3 separate regions of the Mus musculus genome follow, and regions 1 and 3 are each linked to region 2. A link is a loop called in an ENCODE intact Hi-C map of the cell type or tissue named here. Cell type or tissue: left cerebral cortex. All regions are shown on one strand. Links, peaks and the distances in the headings refer to the core of each region. The heading gives the core; the rest is flanking DNA. Region 1 overlaps Synrg (synergin, gamma). Region 2 overlaps Ddx52 (DExD box helicase 52). Region 3 overlaps Synrg (synergin, gamma).

What was found. Hi-C counts contacts between places; a loop is a spot of excess contacts. Peaks named below come from ENCODE experiments on the same cell type or tissue, not always from the same donor. Only the 100,000 strongest peaks of a DNase experiment are listed, where the experiment ranks them.
Region 1: it touches region 2 in a loop (2.0-fold over the local background); 3 of 42 quality-filtered maps call a loop at or near these places.
Region 3: it touches region 2 in a loop (2.1-fold over the local background); 2 of 42 quality-filtered maps call a loop at or near these places.

What each region holds. Positions count from the first base shown.
Region 1 is chr11:84,004,708-84,012,566 of GRCm38, forward strand. Synrg (synergin, gamma) reads left to right here. Exons shown (of 20, transcript NM_194341.2): 13 at 3,911-4,843. Among named protein-coding and RNA genes, the nearest start is that of Synrg, 44 kb to the left of the region's middle. In left cerebral cortex, for the core only: a CTCF peak has its summit at 4,487; no DNase peak of the experiment used is centred there.
Region 2 is chr11:83,958,990-83,966,848 of GRCm38, forward strand. Ddx52 (DExD box helicase 52) reads left to right here. Exons shown (of 15, transcript NM_030096.2): 14 at 458-544; 15 at 2,761-4,099. The coding sequence ends at 2,818. Synrg (synergin, gamma) reads left to right here and starts at 5,442. Exons shown (of 20, transcript NM_194341.2): 1 at 5,442-5,557. The coding sequence starts at 5,487. In left cerebral cortex, for the core only: no CTCF peak of the experiment used is centred there; a DNase peak (open chromatin) is centred at 3,159.
Region 3 is chr11:84,027,127-84,034,985 of GRCm38, forward strand. All of the region lies in intron 18 of Synrg (synergin, gamma), which reads left to right. Among named protein-coding and RNA genes, the nearest start is that of Dusp14, 37 kb to the right of the region's middle. In left cerebral cortex, for the core only: a CTCF peak has its summit at 5,106 (motif pointing left); a DNase peak (open chromatin) is centred at 5,077.

The sequences.
Region 1 (7,859 bases), core at 3,080-5,579, 47 kb after region 2:
AGAGCTGAGATGTGGCTCAGGGTGGAGAGAGTACTCAGATTGCACAGGCAGGCTCCTGGTATTCCTCCCCAGCACTGCTAAACTAGTCCACTGAATGAATGAATGAATGGGTCAGACATTAGCTCACCTATTCAGGAGGTAGGCGAGATCAGTTCCTGTACTGTGTTGTGTTTGACTCAAGTCACCATTGTTCAGGATTTTCAAAATTGGCTGTGATTTAATGAGAAAGATGAAGACGTGTGAGTGAGTGTGTGTGTGTGAGAGAGAGAGAAAGAGAGAGTGAGTTAGTTAGTGTTAGTATGTGTGATTAGACATGGCATGTAGTTTGAGTAATCCATAGGTTGTCACCTGAACCTTAACTCTGCATATTGTAGAATGTGTCTGCTCTCCTGACAACACAGCCACATTCTGCTGCACCCACTAAGTGCACAAAGCTGGCTTCTGCACTTTTCCGTGGGGTGGGAAATATTCTCTACAAGTGAGGGGATGTCATAGGCATTCTACTTCTCTCCATAGGAAGGGCCACCTCTTCCCTTAGAATTCAGTCTCTCCTGGGTCTTAGGTTCCAGCAGCATTTCCTTGTGTTTCATCCAAGTCCTTCGGATGTAGGAGCTGTTTCTCCCTCCCTGTTGTGTTAGGCCCTAGGCACTCAAATGTGAACTTTAGAGGAATCTTGACTTTGTTTCTTCTTAGGCGAGTTTCAAGTAGAGCCTTGTTTAATATCAGGACTCTTTGTGTGATATGGTGTTAATGATCATGATATAAACATTTAAAACTTTTATGTATATAAGTGGGTTTGCCTGTATGTACATTTACCTACCACATTCGAGCCTAGTGCCTACAGAGGCCAGAAGCAGGCATTGCATCTCTAGGAACTGGAGTTACAGACAGTTGTGTGTTCCCATGTGAATGCTGGGAACTGAACCCAGGTCATCTGAAAGAACAGTCAGTGCTCTTAACTGCTGGACTATTTCTCTAGCCCCATAAACATTGTTCTTATTAGAGACAATAGGAAAGGATGGTGGTGCCCAAATGTAAGCAGCCCCTATTCCTGCTTCCTCATCCTGAGCCCAGGTCTGGGTCATCGTCCTTTTGACTTGCTTGCCTGCATTTTTCTCCACATCACTTGGTTTAAAGCCCTCTGAGTTACTAACTTTGTTCAATGTGGGAGAATTTGGGAGTTTTATTCTCCTAAACTTTTTGAAAACTTTCCTTGAGGTGGACCATTTGAGGTCCAGATCTTTCCTCTCAGCACTTGGGAAGTGGAGGCAGGAGGATGAGGAACACAGGTCATTCTTGGCAATAGAACAAATTGGAGCCAAAAACTAAGAGAGATGGGGGAGTGCTGTGACTGGGGCCTCTGCAGGACCTCATTCAGAAATGAGTCTCCTGCGCTGCTGCGCGACAGCTTCATGTCTCCTCACAGGTTAAGCCAGACGCTGTATGTAAGTTTTGAACAGTGGTCAGCATAAAGAAAGGATACTTCTTATTGGAGCTCTAGCTAAATACTCCTTCAAAATGTTCTCAGGGCCTAAAAAGTTACAAAAATCAAAGGAGGAACTGGAAAAGAATCTGAGAGCCAACTAACAAGCTTCCAGAGGGGCAACAGTCACTCCAGCGAGTTAACTTGCTGACGTCATTCTCTTTGCTGTTGAGTTATAAACCCTCTCCTTTCTCATTCCCTTCAACCCTTTCACCCAGTTCACAGTTCTGATGGAGAAGTTTACAATTCATCATCAGTAAGTTTAGTTTGCTGTGCGATTTGTGTTTAAAAATCAAAACCTGTCAATTTCACAGATATTTCAAAGCAACACATCAAAATTGTATTTAGGCCATGATCTGGACATGGTATCCCATGCCTTTAATTATAGCGCTCATGAGGCTAAGGTAGGAGAATTGCCATGAGTTCAAGGTCAGCCTGGGCTACCATGTATTTTGCCTCAAAATACCAAAAATGACCCCCAAAAAAGTTTACTACTAATTATATCTTCATTTATAGAAATAACACAAATGTCATCGACAACGCATCTGTAAATCCTAGGGTAGTTTTCACATTTGTATTTCCTGTCAGTTTGTGAAATTGACTTATGTCATGTCTTAAATACAAAAATTATAGGAAACTTGAAATAGGCTGCTCTTGTTTATCATATTTCTCTATACTATGGAAGGATTTGTGTTGATGGCTTTTGCTAGTAAATAAATTCAGTATCAGATTAAAAAGCAAAATTACATTGTTTCCAGTGCTTTTTCTCTTTGGTAAATTAAAGTGTAGCTCATGCATGAGGCCCGATAGGTTGAAAGCCCATCTCTTCCTTGGTGGCAGTTTTAGAAACTGGTTTTAAGGTTTGGCTTTTAAGTACACTTTATGGTTCATTATGCATCTATGTTTGATCATTTAGGAAAAACAGTTTTTTAAAACATTGATGAGAGTGTGTGCCTATGATCCCAGCACTCAGGAGTTAGAGGTGGGAGGTTATACATTCAAGGCCAGCCTGGTCTGTCTGGTGAATTCTAAGCCAATCAGAACTACAAAAGTAGACTGTCCATTTGAGGGGGTGGGGGCGCGGAAGCCATGCAATGCTGGTGCACACCTTTAATCCCAGCACTTGGGAGGCAAAGGCATCTGGATCTCTGATTCTGAGTTCAAGGCCAGCCTGGTCTACAAAGTGAGTTCCAGGACAGCCAGGGCTACACAGAGAAACCCTGTCTCAAAACCTAAAAGAAAACAAAAAAAGAGTGGAGGTAAAGTAGCAGAGAAATTTAGGCTTTTATTTCTTAATCTCCAGAATTGGCAATCATGTTAATAGATATTAAATGATGTTGGTTGGTATAGCAATACTCACAGTTGGTATATCGCTGGCTTTCATTAAATGGCTTATCCTAGTGGTTTCATTGTAGGCCTTCAAACATTGTAAGAAAACTGAGGTTATCTACATCCTGACATTATAATTGTAAGTGCTAAGATTAGACATGAGTGAAGAGTAGAAATCTTATTAAGAATCATGGTTCCAAAGTTTAAAGACTAAGTTCTCAGGGGCTGGAAAAAAAATGGCCTACAGGATAAAAATGTTGCAGAACCTGATGGCCTGAGTTCAGATCTCAGATTTAAAACAAAGGAGAAGAGAGAGAGAGTCTACACACACAGCTGTCCTCTGACCTCCACATGAGCACTTAACTTGCTTTGCAGATAAGTAGTTATTTTCTCAAAGATTTTTACAAAAAGAACATCCGATTAATGTCAGTGTACTTGAGCAAGACTACATTGTATCCTTTCTAATATTTTGTGTTCCTGTGTGTGTGCATGGGTGTCAGTGTGTGTCATGCATGAGTTTGCCAGTGGGCACTGAGCTACACTGTTAGCATCTAGTAATGAGGTTGTTTATTTATTGTTGATGATGGTTAGTTCATTGGTTGGCTGATTAGTTGGTTGGTATGTTGGAGAGCTGATCTAGTCATGTAGCCCAAGTTAGCCTCAACTTGTGATCCCTCTACCTGAGCTTCCCAAGTCCTGGGAAGGTGTGTGACTCAACGCCCAGCTTCTAAATCTTTCTAAAGTGCTTAGTAGTTCAGAGTTGTACACTCTGAATACCAGATGCAGGATTCTCTGAGTCCTTCACTGATACCTTTGAACTTGTTTAAAACATTATAATGCTTCATGTTTAGTGGGCAGCTCTCAGTGTGCCTCTCAGAATCCTCCAGCTTCTGGTTCAGTTCTGGCCAGAGGAGGAGAGAGTCTTGAGCCGTGCTTGCCTGTTTCCTTATCACTGGCTTTAATGGAGACACAAGGCTGTGGACTGTGGTTACCATTGAGCCAAGGATGGGTGTACAGGGTTTTACCTTGGTTTAATGCATCGTGTGCCACATGGTCTTCTGCTCTGCATCCTTACTGAACTGCACTTCTTTTTTTCAGGAGAGAGCTTTGCCGAGTTCAGATCCACAGGAACCGATGATGGCTTCACTGACTTCAAGACCGCCGATAGTGTGTCACCCCTAGAGCCACCCACAAAAGACACTTTCCCATCAGCTTTTGCCTCAGGAGCTGCACAGCAGACACAGACACAGGTGAAAACCCCTCTGAACTTAGAAGATCTAGATATGTTCTCCTCAGTGGATTGCAGTGGCGAGAAACAGGTGCCCTTTTCAGCTACATTTAGCACAGCAAAGTCCGTTTCCACTCGACCTCAGCCAGCGGGCTCTGCAGCAGCGTCAGCAGCACTGGCATCCACTAAAACTTCTAGTTTGGCAGATGATTTTGGAGAGTTCAACCTCTTTGGGGAGTATTCAAACCCTGCATCTGCTGGGGAGCAGGACGACTTTGCAGATTTTATGGCTTTCGGTAACAGCTCCATTTCATCTGAGCCAAAAGCAAGTGACAAGTATGAAGCCCTCAGGGAGGAAGTGAGTCCCAGCCCCTTGTCCAGCAGCACTGTGGAAGGGGCACAGCACCCACCTGCTGCGGCAACCAAGTATGATGTCTTCAAACAGCTGTCCCTAGAGGGCGCTGGGCTGGCCATGGAGGAGTTCAAAGAGAACACTTCCTCCACCAAGAGTGAAGATGACTTTGCCGACTTCCACTCCAGTAAATTCTCATCCACGAGCTCAGACAAATCCCTGGGAGAGAAAGCCGTGGCTTTCAGACATGCCAAAGAAGACTCCTCCTCGGTGAAGTCTTTAGACCTCCCCTCCATCGGTGGCAGCAGTGTTGGCAAGGAGGACTCTGAAGATGCACTTTCTGTTCAATTTGACATGAAATTGGCTGATGTGGGAGGAGATCTTAAGCATGTCATGTCTGATAGCTCTTTGGATTTACCAACAGTTAGTGGCCAGCATCCTCCTGCCGCAGGTGAGGAATTGGTGAGATTGCTCTGGTGATGGTCATGTAGATATCAGAGAGGACTCTGGGTATTGTCTGACTGACAGACCAAGGCTCTGGCCTGTTACCTCCTCAGATCTCTAAGAAGAGCTAACCTGCAGTCATCTGCTTGAAGCAGTGTTAAACATGGTGTTACTGAAACCTTAACCTATGGGTACTCTGACAGCTCTGAAGCTTAGATTGGATAGCCAAGATATTTTTATTTTGACGCCAATACTCACTTGGTGTCAGAGGCCCATACGAACCCACTGCTCAGTGAACCCCACACAGCCAGAAGTTTTATAAAGAATTTGGCAGTGTGTACAGTGTTTCTTCATGCCTGTGAGAGGGACTAGCAGTGCCTGCCCTCCTCTTTTGTCTCCTCTTTGGTATATTAGGGTTGCTAAGACAGTGTTTGTTTGGTTTACAGAAACCGACTCTGACTAGGCCAAGAGAGTGAACGAACTCCCCACACTTGTAGTTCAGCTTGCCAGCTCCCCTGAGAAGAGTGAAGAGGTCACTTAGGGATGCTCTGTGGGTCAGGGCCTGGCGGGGAGCAGACCTGTTTTCAGTGTTACAGTTTTGCAGTGTTACTGCCAGTATTAAGTTGTAATAACCCTGTAGATGATAGGCTAGGGTAGCTACTAACTTCTGATGTGTGAGAACCTCTTTCTAGAGAGCCCTCTTTAAACCCTGTGTGGCTTTACATGTAGCAGTTTATTCTCGGGTCTAACTTTGTGTCACAAGAACTAGATTCCCAAGTGTCCTAGTTTTTATTTTGTTTTGTTTTGTTTTGTTTTGTTTTTTTGATATGTATATAGAAAGATAAACCTACTTTGTGGCCTTTAATAATGAGAACTATCTCGGTATTACTGTATTATTCTAGAAAATGTAGTGTGCACATGCAGGGTTCGTTTCTCTACCTGAGAGGGACAGGTAAGACATTGTACGTTTACAGACTCAGCAGACATTGTGAAGTGCTGTGGAGTCCGCAGATTTCAAACTGGCAATGGCGCCCTTTGTTACTGAAATGTTGGCAGTTTCTTATGCTGGGTTTGAATGGGACGCAGTTAGCGATGATCCCCGTCCTGCCTGCTGCCGGCTGAGGGCTTGCCTGATGCAGCAGGCTGGCTCAGCTCCTGATGCCCATCACTAGTACTTTCTCCTTTTTTTTTTTCTTTTCATTTTTTATATTTTCCCCTTCAGTGTTGTTTGTTTGATAGGATGCTTTGTTATTTTTAATATGAGCTGCGTGAGCCACAACACTTGGTTGCAAAGGGGCATTGTTTTTTAAACGACATTTGATTTTTATTTAAAAACAATTTCACAACATGTATACTAGCCTTTTGGACTCTGAAGTTATTAATTAGAGGCTATTTTTCTGAAAATGAATCTATATTCTTTCACAGTGCCAAACCACATCTTTGTGAAATGAGTTAATCCAGGTCTGGGATGTCTTTTTCCCACCTTTTCTTTGGGAAGGGGAGGTTGGCTTTTGACTGAGTTCATTCCAATGGACCTGTTAAATAATCTGTGCTCGCTCACTCGCTCACTCGCTCGTGTTCTCTCTGTATGTTTGGAACATTCCCAGAATGGAACCTGTCATGTTGGAGACAGCTCTGTTCAAAGGGAGGAGACCTTAAATGCAGATTGTTCCCTTCTGTTGTTCTGTAAACCTCCCTTGGGGGAGGAGCAGTATCCTTTCCTTCAGAGCGGTTGTTAAGATGGGTTGATGCCGACTGTCACGCTAATGTGTTGCTGAGCAAGACTGCAGATTGCTGCCTGAGTAAAATACTGGAGAGGTGAGCGCAGGCATTGCCTCAGCGCGCTGTGACTCTATTTTACCCTTTCGCTCACCGTGGAATCTGTTGCTCTCTTAGTCTGAGACATCCTGGAGAAATAAGCGGGCTGATGGGGAAAAAAGAAAAGAAAAACTTGGATGGTTACTGTCCCTGGACCGTAATCCTGCCTGGAAACCCTAACTTAACTCTGAAGGGGATACTTCTCTGACCCGTGCTGTTAATTCTTTGTATGAAGGTAGATAGATATACTAATAACATTGCCTGGTTTCTCTCTGCATATCATTACATTTAACCCTTTGAGTCCTTGCTGCTTATCATTTCAAAGAGGCTGCTTTCCCACCCCCCTAAATTTACTCTCTCTGGCACAGCAGCATCTTGGTGTTTGGTCTTTAAGCTCCTTTGTCTGGCAGCAAGAGCTTGCTCTGATCTGTGACTTTCTCAGAGCCAGCAAGCCCTCTGGGGCTACTTGCCTGTGAAGTAGCTCTTTTTGACATGGAAAATCTTTGTATTTTAATCAGCGCCTTATTATTTTGGGCTGCTTTTCTGATGTCTTTTCAGTAGAGACACTTGTGTGTGAATGTGTCGTTGGGAACTTGCTTTATCCTCCTCTTCTGCAAACACTGGCTGCATGCTTACTCTGATGCTTCCTTTCTAGCTCTTCTGTACTCTCTCCTGCGATCTGTAAGTCCTGTGTTAATAAACGATTCTTTGGCATATTTTGAAAGTGTGGGGATGTGTGTAATTTGTGTTTTTCAGTTAGACCAAAGAAATACCTGGCTGGTATCAAATTGAAGTCACAGTGTCCCTTGAAACTTTTTTTTTTTTTTTTTTTTTTTTTTTGGTTTTTGGGGGTTTTTTCCCCTCTTAAAAAAGCAGGGATACAATTTAACCTTTGCCCCTTGTAGACCCAGAAGTCCTTAATGTGGCCTAGAACTGAAGTGCAGCTTTAAGCTCTTGAGCTCAGTTGGTTACATGCTTTCGAGCATCCACAAATGCTTGTTTAATCTCAGCACCAAATAAATGAATACATGTAGAAACATCTTCTTCACAGTCTTCAGCAATGCAAGACTAAAGCTTAGCTAGGAGCGAGACACACACCAGTGATCCCCTCGGCCTCTCGTGAGGCTGAGACAGGATTGTGAGTTCAAGACGAGCCGAGGATATATTGAAACAGTAAAACCAAAAAGCAAGCAAACAAGCCCCGA
Region 2 (7,859 bases), core at 2,110-4,609:
ACACCTGTTGCTAGTGAGGTAGAATCTTTCAAAAACTACTTTCATACACTCTAGATTTTTGTCCTCCTCAACATACTCTAATGCCAACAGTGGTGTGCCTTTAAAGCCTTTTTTAAGTAAACGTTTTACTTTAGAATGTATTAGTTCCTTCTCAGCTTTTTCATCTTTGAAATTGGATTCTTAAAAACTATTCAGTGAGTGAAATATGCTTAGAATTATTAATAACGATTAATTGTCTGGAGTCAGGTTCTTTAATGCTTATTGACATAGAACATGAGGTTGTCCCAGAATGTCTTTAATCACAGCCAGTGTGATTTTTTTTAAGGTTGTTTTCCTGAAACAGTTGTAAGTGCTGTCAGCTGATCTGGGCCATTGAAATGAGAAGAGCCTCAGCCAGCTTTAGTTTCTAAATGAACTTGTGTTTATTTTATTTCCTCTCTCACTTCTTAACTTCCAGCAAACAAAAGAAAAAAATGATTAAGAAGCCGTTGGAAAGGGAGAGCATTTGTACAACTCCAAAGTACTTCTTAGAGCAAGCTAAACAGTAAGTACCTAGCTGGTAAGAGACCTGCTATAGTTAGAGTAGGCATGGCTTTCCTTGAGAGGCATTTACAGAAAGAAGTAAAATGAATTCATAGGTAATCCACTATAGGGTATGGTAAAAATGTGTCTCAGAATGCCTTTGATTTGGGAGTTTGCATGTTTTAGTGTTGAAATTTTCTTATTTCCCGCCGTATTTGAAAATAGATTAAGGTTTACTGTGGATTAGAATTGCACCTCACACTCCGCACCGTCTGCATTAGGCCTCGCTGCTAAAGCCAGCAGTTAGGAGCATTGACAGATGCTGATCAAAACTTTCTTGAAGCTTCTGTCTCCTGGGCAGGATTTCCTATAATCTTAGACTTATGCAGAGGTGCAGTGTATCCTTTGAAAATTACTGCTTAGCTTAGGAGGGTTTTTTGGGAAGGGGGTGAGTACTTAGCATAGGTCTTGTGGGACACATACAGTTATGTGTTGTCTATTCTAGGAAGCTACGTGTTTTGGTAGGGGGTTGCCAGAATATTCTGAGTCCATTCTCCTAATTAAAGAAGGTGATGCTTTTCACTAATTTCCCAGTACTAGAATAGCATGTGCTCTAATAGACTCTTTCAGTTCGTGTGTGTGTGTGTGTGTGTGTGTGTGTGTACATGTGTGTATATGTGTGTTCCCTAAGGGTGTTGTTAGCATCCTAGGGAAGTAAGCTAATTCTACTTTCCACTACCTTAAATCAGGTGGGAAAGCCATTAGGTGGACTGTTCCATAGACTAGCACAGTTCACTGGAAACTTGATGCTGGTGAGATAGAGATACGCATGTAAAACAGGTCATATGAGAACATTAGATGACTTTAAACAAAGGAATTTATATAAGGAAGGTCTTGGGGGCTGATACAGTTACAGGAGGTTTCAAGGAGATAGATGTGTCAAAGGACACGTGAGATTTAGGTCTTTAGAACGAACAAGGTGATCAATCACATGAAACTGTTTGTGCCACCCTTGTAAGCAGAACAGGAGACTTGCACAGCTTTCTAAAGCTGTGGAAATACAAAGTTCACTCCAGGTGTTGGCAGTGCACAGGGTGTCCCAGAGTTTTGTGTTTTCTCGAAAGTGAGTGTGGAGGAATACACTACAAACTTACAAAGATTTGGAAGCTTAATAGTTTAAATTTCACTGGTACTTCCTCAGTTTTATGAATTCTTAATACAGTGTTGTAGGGCTGTGTGTGTATATACATGTGTGTTTATGTGTATGTAGAGTTTTTGTGTGGCAGGTAGTTTGTCTGGAATCTCATGAAAGCTGTTAGGCACCTGTCAGAGATTAAATTAAGATTACAAGTGGATGTCTCTCGGGTACTGAATAGAAGCTGGTGGAGGCTTTTCTGGAGCCTGAAGGTCAGATGGAGCATAACATGGAGATCATTGAATTTGAATAGGATACAGCAGTATTTTTCTTTAATAATAATAATCGTTATTATTATTATTATTTGGATAATTGCACTTTAAACGTTTTGTGTTTATAGCATTCTTTTGGGCTTATTAAAACTAAGCTACAAGCAGCCTTGGAAGTGCTGGTTAAGTCTTGTGGTATCAACCATACCCTTAAGGCTTTCTTTCCATTTGCTTCTAATTTAAAGACCGTCTTTCTAAACATAAGAACAAGATCTATCATGATCTAGTTCATGCTCCTTTCTCCATTACAGACACAGGTTGCTTTGGGGTGTATAAGTTTATGTCTTCAGCTCAGCTTCCACATTAAACTTGGGACCCGATCCCTCAGTGTCTAGACCCAGCCTGGTGTGGTGAGGGGTGGATTTGGATTTGGAGCCTAAAAACTGATTCTAATAGGAACTTTCTTGGGTGACTTGGGCAAGCTGCTTGTCTAATGTGTGATGACCAGCAGGTTTTATCCATTCTGCCTCGTTGTCTTATTTGAAAGTGCATGTGCAAACAACACTTAACAGCAGTGTCCAGTACTTACCACAGAACCACTGGGTCAAGACCAAACTCTCTCCTTTGTGCTATGTAGTAGTGTAGTTGGTTATAACGTTTTTCATATGGACAGTGATTTTAATGCTAGACCAAGACGTAGGAAACATCTTTGTTCCCAGCTCCTCGGATGCTTTGCTGTATGGTAACTTTTAGCACATGTTTATTTAGCCTCGGTTAGGTTATAGAAGTAAATTCATATGGAATTTCTAATTCAGTATGTCTTCCTTTTCATAGGAAAAAGGTTGCTGGCCAAAACAGCAAGAAGAAAGAAACTCTCAAAGAGAAAAGTTAAAAAATAAATACCTTAGAAGGCAATCCCTGCAGTGTAACTTATGAGCCTGGCATGGATTCTCATGGAGTACTTACAACCATCTTTACCAAACATTTGAAATCCACAAGGATATGAGAGGACAGAATGGTTCTGATGTAGTGATGCATCAAGCTTCACTTTGTAGGTGGGATTTATACAATGAAAATAACAGGCATTGGCATTTCTGCCTGAATCCAGAGAGATACTTCTTATAGAAGAACAAGAGCCGATGCTAAAATAACACCCAAGTGTGGTGAACTCTTAAGGATTTTGCCCTTCAAGTGTGAAGGAAAGTGTGATGCATGCTGTGGAGAGGCGTCTGGAACAGAATTTTAAAATAAAACCTTGAGTTTGAGTGCACCATCCACACTTGTGTGTATGGAGAGCCAGCGCTGTGTGGGATGCAAACAAGAGCAGCAGCACAGGCCAGACACAGGAAGGAGCCTAGCACTCCCTTTAGTGTTTCTTTGTGGTAGGAGCCACAGTAAGGAGGTCCCCCATCTGTGGTTATCCAAATTCCAGAGGATTGGAAACTTGAGCCTGTTGAAATTGACCTGTACTGCACTGGGGAGGAAGCTTATGCTTAGCTGTCATAATGTTGCAACTGTAAGGTTATGATCAGCCTTTCCCTGTCTGACTTCATTCTCCATCATTTAACCATGTTCTTTCCTGTCTCTTTCCACCAAGATGACTGCCTGAAAGCAGATAGCACTCTATCCTATCCTGATGAGGAAGAACATTCCCGTTACACGATACACCTCGTTTCATTGTCTCAGATGCTTATCTTTGCTGAGACTTGATGGGCTTCAGCCACCCTCCACAGAGAACTGTGATCATTTGGACCAAGGCAGTGCACAGTATGCAGGTTTTCCTTAATTACCTGCTTTGTACAGTGGAATAAAAAAGGCTTGGTACAAGTTGAAGCACTTAAGACTGGAGCCTAGAATTTCTCAGGGCCTGTGCTGCCACAGGACTACAACATAAGTGACTGCCAGCAACTGAATTAAGCCTGTTTCCTTTACTCTAGGCAGTTGATACTTTAGTCTAAAATCAGCACAGTAGACCTCCTTTTAAATGTGTATTTGTTTTGAAAAGGGATCTCTGTATCCCAGACTGGCCTGGAACTCACAGCAATCCTCCTGTTTCAGCCCCTTTACTGCTGAGAATACAGACATGAGACTGATATTGAATAGATGGGATAAAGATTTAAAAAAAAAATCAGGCTTCATTTAAATAAACTGCTCTAGAGAATAAAAACTAAAAGTTTGTAATTGTTTTGTTCTTGCAGAGAGTTGAGTCAGTGTATATCCTGAAGTGGGTATACACTTGAAACCATTGCGGCTGCATTTTCATTTTAGACCTTCAGCTTTTCCTGTGTTTTAAGAGTAAAAGTGCCTATCTCTGTGTCTGAAGCTTTGTATGCTAACAGCACCACTCTTTAGCAACTAACGGCAGTGATGAAGTATAGAAACGATTATGTGGTATGGGGCTGTGATCTCAAAGCATCCTAACAAGACTCTTAACACAGGTGGGGAGTGTCCTTGGACGGATGCAGATAGAGATGGTAACAGATCGTGTTGATAATCCCCATTCAGTTATTTTCTCTTTATTTTTTCTGAGCAACCACCCAGTCCATGAAGTAGCTACAAAACTTGTATCAGCTTTTTTTTTAAAAAAAGGGTCAGGAATGGATTTAAACTCCTATACATATCAGTAAGGACTCTCCTATATAAATGCTAGCTTTGACCAGGGAAGAGGAAAAGTGAAATAGTAAACAAGACCAAACAAGGAAAACAGATCTCACAAATAGTGGGCGTGGTCCTAGTTAAAGGACCAAGGACTTTGAGGACATATTGGTGTGGACACACTGCAGCTCCAAGATCTGAGCATATTACAAGAACTTCTTTCAAGATTTTTTTTTCTCATTTCTAAAATAGCAGTAATAACTCAGGGACATCAGACTATTAAATGCACATAAAACTGGTCTAGTAAACTAATAACCTATTATAATTGTCTCAGCGAAAGCTGTAAGGCAAGAAGTGGCAGGGACTGGTTGTGATTGATCCATTATCTAAGAGCTTAACAAACTTACTTTCAACACATTTTACTTCCAGGTAGCTTGGTTAGGGTTGGAGGTGTCAAAGTAAAAATACCCTGTGTAGGTTCAGCATGTGCTCACGGTGCCTCACTATGGCAAAACCGACCACATGAGTAGGGCACCTTGGAGGATATCCTCTTCGTGTGTATTGGGTCCATGTATGCTCTAGATTGACTTAAGTAAAAGGTACTGTCAGTGTCTGTAATAGATGCTGAAGAGAGAGTGCCAAGGGAAACAGCTGTAAAGGCCCTCTAGGATCCGACTGCTGTGTAAAGGAACAGCAGAAAAGCACCTGTGTTCCATCATCTGGTTATATCAGGACCTACTGTGTGCATTAGTGCAGATCCGGGTTTGCAAACTAACTACACCAGCCGCAGTGCTGTGTCTCCTGCAGAATGCCACCGGGGCGCGCCGCTCGTGCCCGGGGGCCATGAAGTCACGTGGGCGCGCAGCCCCGCCCCGTCGTCGGCCCCGACTTGGTGGGGCGGTGTCTGCCCCGGAAGTGCCTGTCTTCGGCTGACAGCTGCTGGCGCGGCGGCGGCCCCGAGCAAGATGGCGCTGCGGCCGGGAGCCGGAGCCAGCGGCGCGGCGGGGGCGGGCGCGGGGCCCGGCGGGGCAGGCAGGTGGGTCGGCGGGGCGGGCGGAGTGGGCAGCCATGGTCGGCGGGGTGGGCAGGTGGGGCCGGGCGCAGGGGCGGCGGTTGCGGGGCGCGAGCGTCCTGGGGACCCGCGGGGAGCGCGCTCGGGTGCAGGCGCCACCGCACCTGCCGCGGGGCCTCGAGCGCCCGCGAGTCCCTGCTAGGCTTGCTGGGCTCGAGCTGCTGTCGGAGCGAAGGCTGTGACGGTCTAGTCGCAAAGCTGGAGGAACCGTTTTAAGACTGTACAGTACTGTCTTTCCTCTCATAGAGCGTCCTGTCCAGTCCTTTTTTCTTTTCTTCACATACAAATAGAAAAATCTGAAGACCTTTGAATTAGTAATTGTCTTGAGATAAAGCCCGTTTAGTAGAAAAAAACATTTGTCTGACTCCTTTTAAAATAGACATTTTGAAACAAAGAAAATTCACTGACCAAGAGCAGTATGCTCCTCTTAAAACAAAAGCTTCCAGACTTTATTGAGCTCCTTTTAAAAATAAAAATCTGCTCTTTGTTCTATTTCAGATAATTTTTAGGCTATGCTCCCTGTATCCAGAATGGTAAAGGGGTGTTTGTAACTCAAGTTCATTTTCATTTGACAAAATGTTTGATTCCAGAAAGTCTGCTCCCCTTTCTATCATGACTCAGTTTGTGTTTATTTAATTAGCTGACATATAGCACACACATTCCGAGATAAAATTAGCTTTTATTTTTAAATATCCTAAGTTATCTTTGGAAAGCGAAGTATTTGGGTTTTTTTTTTAATGTATAGTTTAATTTTGGAATCACCTACACTTCAAATGTGTAAAAGATTTTAAAGTAACCGTCTCCTTCAGGTGCATATTGTGAATACACACACACACACTCATTCACGGAAGGAAAAAAAGCAGTCACTTGAATAAAGCAACGGTGTGTGGCCAGGTTTTCTGCTTCCTCTACAGTCTTTGACTTTAAACTTAAAACATTTTCCTTCCTCCTCTGGTTTTGTCACTGTTTCGTTGGGGTCTTTCATTAGTGAGCATTAGAAATTGCTTTTGCCTGCAGAATATATACAGGATGACAATTTCTAAAGTGGCATTCTATTAATCTAATCAAATGTATGAGTAATAATGGGACCAGTCCTAGAAATTTTCAAAGAATTTCATGTTTTAGGCACAAATGTTTTCAAAAAAAAAAAAAAGGAAGACCCCCTGGGCACAGAAAAATTCAGTGTGTTGCTCAGTTTGGTTTGTAGTATTTTAATGCCACTGGTCCAAGGAGCTGCACTGGAGAATGCCTGTAATCCAGCTCTGAGGAGATGTAGGCAGGAAGATCAGGAGCTCAAAGACATGCTCAGCTATCGGGAGAGTTTGATGTTAGCTTGGGTACCCTGAGATCCTGTCTTAGGGGAAAGAGCATGGGCAATAAACTCATGTGCACTCCAACAGGTAGTAAATCCATAGGAGACACAAAGTGATTACAATGGTTGTTGAAGGGTATTTGGTGTTACATTTGTTAGATACTTTTGGGGGCTGAGAAACTGTATACTCAGGAATATTTTGGTTTGGGGAAAGCGATACTAAGAGCTGAAGTTATCTATAAGAAACCTAACAAAGTAGCAGAGTATAACTGAAGAAAAACAGAAGCCAACACTCTTCTTTCGAAGCTTTCAGTGGGAGAAAGAAATTACCAGCTGCAACTGACTCTGAGGGCTGCCTTCTGCCTTGGATACTGTTTCTTAAATACTTTCTTTTAGCTACTTAGTTTCCTTAAAGGCTAGCCAAAGGCAGCCACATGCAAACAACCGCTTTCGCCTCTTGCACTGAATGGACTATCCTAGAGTAAATGCTTGAGACGGATAAATGACAGTATTTGCCTTTAACCAAGTAAAGCAACAGAGTTGAGAACAGTCTGGGTGAGTCTTTAGTGACCCCACTTGTAATCATGTGGAATGACTACACATGTAAATGTGTAAAATGTTGTTTATTTTAGCTCAGGCTAGAGTTGAACAGATAGCCCAGGGCAGTCTCAGATTTGTGATCTGACTACCTCCATCTCATTATTGCTAGGTCTGTGGACTCCACCACCCTGATCTAAGTATCATTATTCTTGGTGTCCTAATACCACAATTTCTCAACCTGTGGGTCTGGACCCCTCTTAGGGGTGGGTCACACATCAGCCAGTTACATTATGATCCATAGCAGTAGCAAAATTACAGTTATGAAGTAGCAATAGAATAATTTTATGGTTGGGGGTCACCCCCACACGAAGAACTAAAGTAAAGGGTCACAGCGTTAGGAAGGCTGAGAACAAA
Region 3 (7,859 bases), core at 3,634-6,133, 70 kb after region 2:
GCCCCTGTGCACACAAGCTTCTGCAGGGTCTTCAGCCTTCTCATCATAGCTGAGTGCAGACAAGTGGCTTTATCACTCTGGGCTCCATATTGGTCTAGGTCCCCACACTCACACAGCCAGCACTTTGCCCACTGAGCCTTCCCAGGGCCAGTCATTCTTGATTCTTACACATGCAAGTTTTGCCAGAAAGTAATGGTTTGAGTCTATCCCCTCACACTTGACCTGTTTATGCCCCATTGCATTCTTCAGAAAGCTATGTGGAAGACCATCATGTGACCGTCCGTTCACCACTATAATTATTTTCCTTGGACTCATTTTTCTCCATGTTATGAGTAGCTCTACTCTGAATAAACAAATGACTAGATCCCCTCTGGGTGTTGCAATCTACCAAAGCCGATGAAGAAGGCCAGAGTGCGCACACATGCATGCAGTCCGCATGGCTGCTGCAGCATTTTCCAGGAAGCATTTAAGTTCATGAGAGGCCTGGCTGTATTCTAAGTCATTTACTAGTCCTCCAGTTAACCTGCGACCCTCTGAGCAGAAGGGAGGAATTCTTAGTGCTCTCAGCTGACAGCCTGGTGGTCCCTGGCTGCCCGTTGTGTCCTAAACAGCAAACCTCACTATCGTTTCATTGCTTCTGGTTTTGCATCATTAAAGTAAAGTGAAGGGCCAGAGAGATAGCACTGCCCTGGTTTGTTTGCTTTGTTTGGTTTGGTTAGGTTTTTTTTTTTCCTTTGTCAGTGCTAAGGATGGACCTCAAGGCCCATGAAGGCTAGAGAAGTTATCTGCTACTGAGCCACACACCCCTACCTAGCTCTTTTCTTTCTTTCTCTTTTTTAAAAAAGCCTTTATCAGTCTATTCTTTGTGCAACTACCTGACTGGTCCTCGTAAACCATAGATCTGACTGTTTCATTTAAATCCCATTTAAAATCCTGCAGTGGGCCTCCATGGTCTTCCAAAGCCTTAGCTCAGTGCAGAGCTTTCCTGTTGCTGAACGAGGCTGCTCTCATGCTGAGTTCTGCATAGTTCTCCCCAGAAGGCGTCCCTAGTGCCCTTCAGTGCAGCCCTTCCTGGGTGGGTGCCTTCGGCCCACCTCTCTCCGGGTCTCGTGATGCTTTCCTCATTACTTTCTTTTCCTGTTGTTCTAACAAGATGCTTCATCGGAAGAAGGGGTGTTTGGCTCCCTGACTATGGTGTCCATCATAGCAGAGGAGGCGTGGCATTGAGAGCTCGGCTAGCTCTGGTGGGAGCTTGAGACTGCTGATCTCCTTGTGTTGGCAGACAGGAATGACATGGTGATCTGTGGATGCTGGTCCTCCCCCTGGCTGTCACCCATCTTCCACTGTGCTGACTTCCATGGATCACTGTGTTCACAGCATAAAGATAAACCTGATCGTCAGGGAAAGCTTGGTTACTGCTGCCAGCAACATCAGGAAGGACTTCTGGCACCTCTGAGCCCAGTACTTGAGAGGCAGCCCTGTAAGCACCAAGTGTGTCAGGGGACTCATACGTCCAGAATCATTGCGCTTTGGAGTAAACTTCTCTACTTGCTCTAAACGTAAAATCACCAGAAGCTAGCAAAGTGCAGAGCACTGTCCTTCAGATAAAAGAGAAAAATGGGAAACCTCCTGAAAGCTAGAGCTGGTGAAGTAACACATGCGGCCCTTCAGTCAGGGTGTTCTGGGCATTTTGTCAGGAAGCACTTGTGAAATAACAGACCTATCAACACATGGCTAGGAGGCAGGCTGCCAGTGGGTTGTGCTTAATGATAAAATCTCATGTTTATTATAAGTATTTTGTCGTTCTCTTTAGTGGATACTTGTTGCATTTGTAGTGAGAAGTAAATCTTTGCTCTGGTAGAAAATTTTTTCATATACTCAAGCCCTTTCCCAAAACCCCCTTTGGTGCCGTGGCCACTTCTCCTTCAGCCGTCTGGGTTATCCAATTGGCCAAACTGTGCATCAGGGTTTTCATGTGCATTTAATCTACACAGCAACTTGACTTCTTTCCTCTGCCATCTTCCTGTCCTGAGGCAGGGAAGTGCGAGAGGCGTCAGGCATGCTCTGTGTGTCTTCCTATCCTGAAAAGGATGATGAGGTGGGAACACCAAAGCTATGCAAAGCTTTTGCTGGGGATGAAAGCTTGAGAATAATGTTAACGAGAAAAGCCCCAGGAGCTTGTCATGCGCACTGTGAGCCTCAGGTCTGGACCTGCCCTTGACATACCTCTCAAGATGGCGGCACAATGTACGGGCCTCCCACTTGGCATTTAGAGTTGAGGGTTCCTTGTTTTAGTGGGAGTCAGTCCTCGGTGAGCATTGAAAGCTAGGTCTCTATCCTTCCTTCCAGTCAGCCCTGCTCTGCTGGCCTTGCTGGAGAAAGCTGACTGGATCAGAAAGCCCTGAGCTCTTAGAAGTGAAAGTGTCCCTGAAGCCTCAGAGCATTGTCCAAGCTCATCCTGCATCTGTCCTTCCATGCAGGGTGAGGAATGACTGGCAAGCATCCCCCTTCGTTCTGTCACTGGGGGCAGTAGGACCCATTTCCCTTCATCTTCTCCAACTCCCAGGCTCCTGGGTCCTGCCACTGTTCATGCAAAGAACTTGCCTTCTAGGCTCTGCTCTGTCACTCCAGGCCACTTTTGAGTTCACACACAGTAAAATGTAAAAACTTCAGTAGCATTGCACCATGAGTTGAGTGGCTGCCCTTCTGCTGAGTTTGACAAATGCATAGCCCCGTCTGTATCACCTGTGCCCTGTCACTATGTGAACTAGTTCATCCCCCAAGACAACTTCCTCATCCCAGTCTCTCCAAGTTTTCACACCAAGCATCACTTGTGTCCAGGATTTTTAATTTTTTTAATGATTTATTTTTATTTTATGTGTGTTAGTGTTTTGCATGCATGTATATTTGTGCCAGGGTGCTGGGTCCAATGGAACTATTGTTATAGGCAGCTGTGAGTTCCCACGTGGGTGTGGGAATTGAACCTTTGTCCTCTGGGAACAGCAGCCAATGCTCTTTAGCCGATAAGCCATGTCTCCAGCCCTTGTCCAGAGTTTTAAAAAGAAGACATGGAGTTTGATTTTGTTACTTTGAAGGAAGTTTGTGGCCCATTTACCTAGTAGGTTCTGCCCCATTCACATCTGATGACTCCAATTCTACAGGACCAAAATGTGAGGTAAATGGAGAAGGGGCCCCACAGTCACGCCTTCTCAGACTCTGCTTGCAAGCATTCACTCGCAGCACCCACATCTAGACTCTCGAGGGTAACTGGCCTGCCTTTTCAGCCATGTGTAATGGCATAGCTTCCCTATCTCACCTGTCCGGTGTCTGGATGCAGACAGAGTATATGTGAGCACAAGCGCTCACTTCCTAACTAGCCATGCTCTTTGGCTACAGCTGCTTTTTTCTTTTTTTTTCTAAAACAGATTGTTGTGACACAACAATGATAGCTGTCTGTTCAGACACTTTCCTAGACCAGCATGTCATTTCCTCTTGAGAACAGGTAAATGGGTCCTCAGTCTATAAACCTTAACTCAAAGTTCCCACTGCAGGAGGAAAGGCATGGATCCCACAGAAATATAACGTGTGGGTTGTCACAAAGAAGTCCTTACTGCAACAGAACCAACAGAGAAAGCCATATAACATCGATAGCGTAAAACCCTAACATCTGAACACTTCAGTCCAGCAGTAACACAGCTCTGCAGACCCAGCAGCTCTGGCTGAGATGCTCAAAGCCAGCAGGTCATTACTAGAGAGGGGTGGGCTTGAGGTAGTACAGAAGATTTGAACTCAGCTTTTGTTTGATTTGGGGTAAATAAGCTCCTGAAGGGACCACATTTCCATTCAGAGCCCCTTCGTTCTTAATTGCCAATACTGATGGCTACCATTCGTGTTTGCAACTAGGACCCTATGATGGTTTGAATGAAAATGGCCCCACGGGCTCATAGGGAATGACACTATTTGAAAAGATTAGTACAGTAGCCTTGTTAAAGTAGGTATAGCCTTTTTAGAGGAAGTGTGTCACTGAGGGTGGGTCTCAAGCCAGGCCCAGTGTGTCTCTTGCTGTTGTCCTGCTGATCTTGATATAGAAATCTCAGCACTGTGTCTGCCTGCATCCCGCCATGGTGACAATGGACTGAAACTCTGAACCTGTAACATAGCTTATAAGAGCTGCCGTGGCCATGGGGTCTTTTCACAGCAGTAGAACACTAAGACAGAGCTGCTTCACATTATACTACATTCTTCACTTCCATTCTCACTGAATCCAGGTAATAGCCTATGAGGTCAGTGTCATCCCCATTTCTTTTTAAAAATATCTCTGTCTGTGTGTGTATGAGAGAGAGACAGAGACAGAGAGAGGCAGGCAGGCAGGCAGACAGACTGATAGACGGACGGGAGTGTGGGAGTGTGTGGGTGCCATGGCGTGCAGGTGGAGGTCAGAGACAGTTTTAGGATTTGCTTTTCACTGCCTGCCTTACCGAGGCAGGCTCGCTCTCCCTTGTTCTGCTGCTACACTGTGAACTCCAGGCCAGAGCAAGCTCCTGAGAGAGTGTCCTGTCTCTGCTTCCCACCTCACGATAGGATTGCTGGGATTCTGGCTCTCACCACCACACTGAGCCTTTTGAGGCTTCCAGGGTTAAACACAAGAGGAGCACTGTTACCTGCTGAGCCATCTCCCTAGCCATAACGTTCGTTTCTATAGGGGAAGAAATCAAGGCTCAAGAACATCAAAATTTAATTGAAACTACTAAAATCTGGATTTTTTAATCTATCTCGCTCCCTCAGTGGCAGACCGTATGTTTTCTGTTTTGTCTTGTTTTATCATGTTTTTGAGCATGTGCTTCGTATACTTGCAGCCTCAGTTAGATATATTCCCCAGCTCCCCCAAAACAGACAATAACAGAAGCAAACAATAGAGCACCCGCTGTACTGCTTTTCCCACCTAAAAAAGGCCCCACGTGTAGTGCGCATCATTCCGGTGCTCAGTAAAGCAAAGTGCAGAGTCTCAGCGTCAAAGTGTGACTTCATATCTTAGTAAGCGGAATGTTTCATAGCAAAAAAACTCTTTAAAGCTCAGGGTGACTGTGGACTGGAGCTCCCTCTTGTGGTAGAGGCAGGCGTTTCTCTGTGGGAAGGCTGTATATTTTCGTGATGTGGGGATGCTTTGATGGTCCGGTTCCAGTGAGGTAGGGATGTTGTAATGGCCAGATTCCAGTGAGGCAAGGACACTCTGATGGCCAGGCCTGAGAGGAGGTCAGCTAAGCTTTTATCTCTTGGATGTATTAGATCAAAGAAATGGTTCTGCCCTGGGAAGCAAATGTTTGGCATATAAAACCTAATAGAAGAAAAAGGACAGTTTTTCTCCAGGTCTGTGGCCAGCTAGAAGTCACACAGACCCTTTGATTCTGCTGTTCATCCGGCATGATACAGCTCTTTCAGTAATTCCTTCCAGGGTGAAGAAATGGCAATCTCAGAGTGTTTACTTCCGCAGTGCTGTGGAACTCTCAGGAGAACAGTGTGCTTTGATGACAGCATCCCCCACACCCTGCTCTTCTCAAAAGCACCATGCTTTAAAGATGGCATCTTTACTGTGTCCTCAGCTGATGACATGCCATGTGACCCCAGCACCTGTGTCATCGTCCGTGCTACTTCATGTGGCAATAAGAACTTCCCAGGCAGGATCATTGAGTTCAGGGTGTGAGCTTGAGGAAATGACCCTGAATCAGCTGGGTGGGCCCCGTGTCATCACAGTGTCCTGACAGGAAGTAGTGAGGTAAGAGTGAAGATGACGTGACAGTGGAGATGGAGAGAGGGTGGCAGATGCTCCCAGAGCCAGGAATACACAGTACTGGACATTTCTAGAGGTGACCTCTAAATCTATAAATGCAAGGAAAGAGATTCTCTCCTCCAGAGCTCCAGAAGGCACGAGTGCTGCCAGTCCACTGCAGACATCTGCCCTCTGACTTCTGGGCTGTAAGAGAGTAAAGCCTTATTTGTTCCTTTTTAAATTTATTTATGTTTATTTTTATTTATGTTTTAATTTTGTTTTGTTTTGTATATATGTCTGTGTGAGGGTGTCAAATCTTGAGTTACAGACAGTTATGAACTGCCATGTGGTTGCTGGGATTTGAACTCCGGTCCTCTGGAAGAGTGGTCAGAGCCCTTAACCACTGAGCCATTTCTCCAGCCCAAAGCCATGTTCTTTTAAGCCATTAAGTTCTGGATAATTTGTTACAGCAGCAAGGACAGTAGTGTACAAAGCACTAACCAAGCGAATGCTCCACAACTAGAATTGCTTCTGGAGCCCGTGTCTAGGTTTTCATCTGTCAGAGTAGACTGGGTTATGCTGAGGTAACAAACATTTCTTTCCAGTCTTAGTGTTCTCAAGCAAGCAGGCCTGCTTATTGTTCAAGCCCCATGTCCCTCTCAAGGCAGAGAGGCTGTGTAGCCTGTCCTCACTCAGCACCCAGGTTCACTCCCTAAATCGCATGGAATGTAGCTAGGCACCCATGAAGGTCAAGGGAACATGAAAAATAGCCTATGAGTTTTATTATGATTTTTATATGTATGGGTGTTTTGCCTGTATGTATATCTGTGCACCACATGCCTGGTGCCCAGGAAAGCCAGGAGAGGAAGTCAGAGTCCCTGGAATGAGTTACAGATGTTTGTTAGCCACAATTCAGGTACTGGGAATTAAACCCTCTGGAAGAGCAACCAGTGCTCTTAACCTTTGAGCCTACAGATTGGTTTCAAAGGCTTCCTTCCAGCAGTGTCATACGTGACTCACTGGCCGTGCAGGTGACACAGTTATGTCAGCCACGCGGGTGACATAGCCGTGCCTAATCTTAAGGAGGCTAGAAAGCTTTTCATATCAGTTGTCCAGGGAGAATGTGAATGTTGGCAAAGAACACTGCCTGCCACCAGACTCTTTCTCTAATGCTCATTTTCTTGCACACCACAGTAGATGTGTATCACTGCTAAGCACCCAGGCTTTTACCTTCCAGCTGACTCCGGGACTTGGCTCTGTAAGCAGGACAGATATAACACATTCCCTTACACTATCTGCCCACAACTCCTTTCTACCTGAGGAATTTTTATGTATATAAGTACATAAGATAGCTATGAAATCAAATGTTTACTGCTGGTAAATCATAAAGACACTTATTTTAAATCATCTTTTGGTGGAACATGTGATTTTATTAATTATTACAGACATAAGCAAGCTTGCATACTAGCAGGATGATTGTGGTCCTTTATGTTTCATAAAGAATTCCGTCTGGGCTGAATGTCTGATTCTACAGGATAGAGTAGAGAGATTTTCATTTTTCATAGTTGATCAATATTTTGACTTATTAATTGTCAGTGCTGAGAACACTTCTCATAAACATGAGGTACAAAATGGCTGAAGTATGTTTAAGGCTATCTTATAAATTTTTTAGAGATTCTATAATAGGTAGGGTATGCACACCTTTAATCCCAGCACATGCAAAGGATGGTAGATGTCTATAAGTTTGAGGCTAGCTTGATCTATATAGTGAGTTCTAGGTTAGCCAGGGCTATATAAGGCTGTATGTTTGTTTTCTCAAAACAAAACAAACAAAAAGAAACAACAAAAATGAAATGCTATGCTAATCCCAAGCCAAAATTCATTTAATTTTTTAAAATTAAACTCAAGTCAGCAATTTAACAGCAATTTTAAGTCAAACTGTGACAAAAGGAAAAGAAAGATACACTGATTTGCTACTTAGATGTTAAACAATGGCAGCAGAAAGATATTAAAAGTCTTTGTTTTCTGTAGCCCAAGGATTTTGTCTCTATAAAAACAGAAAACTCTGTCCATAGGGTAAGAGCTCTGCAAT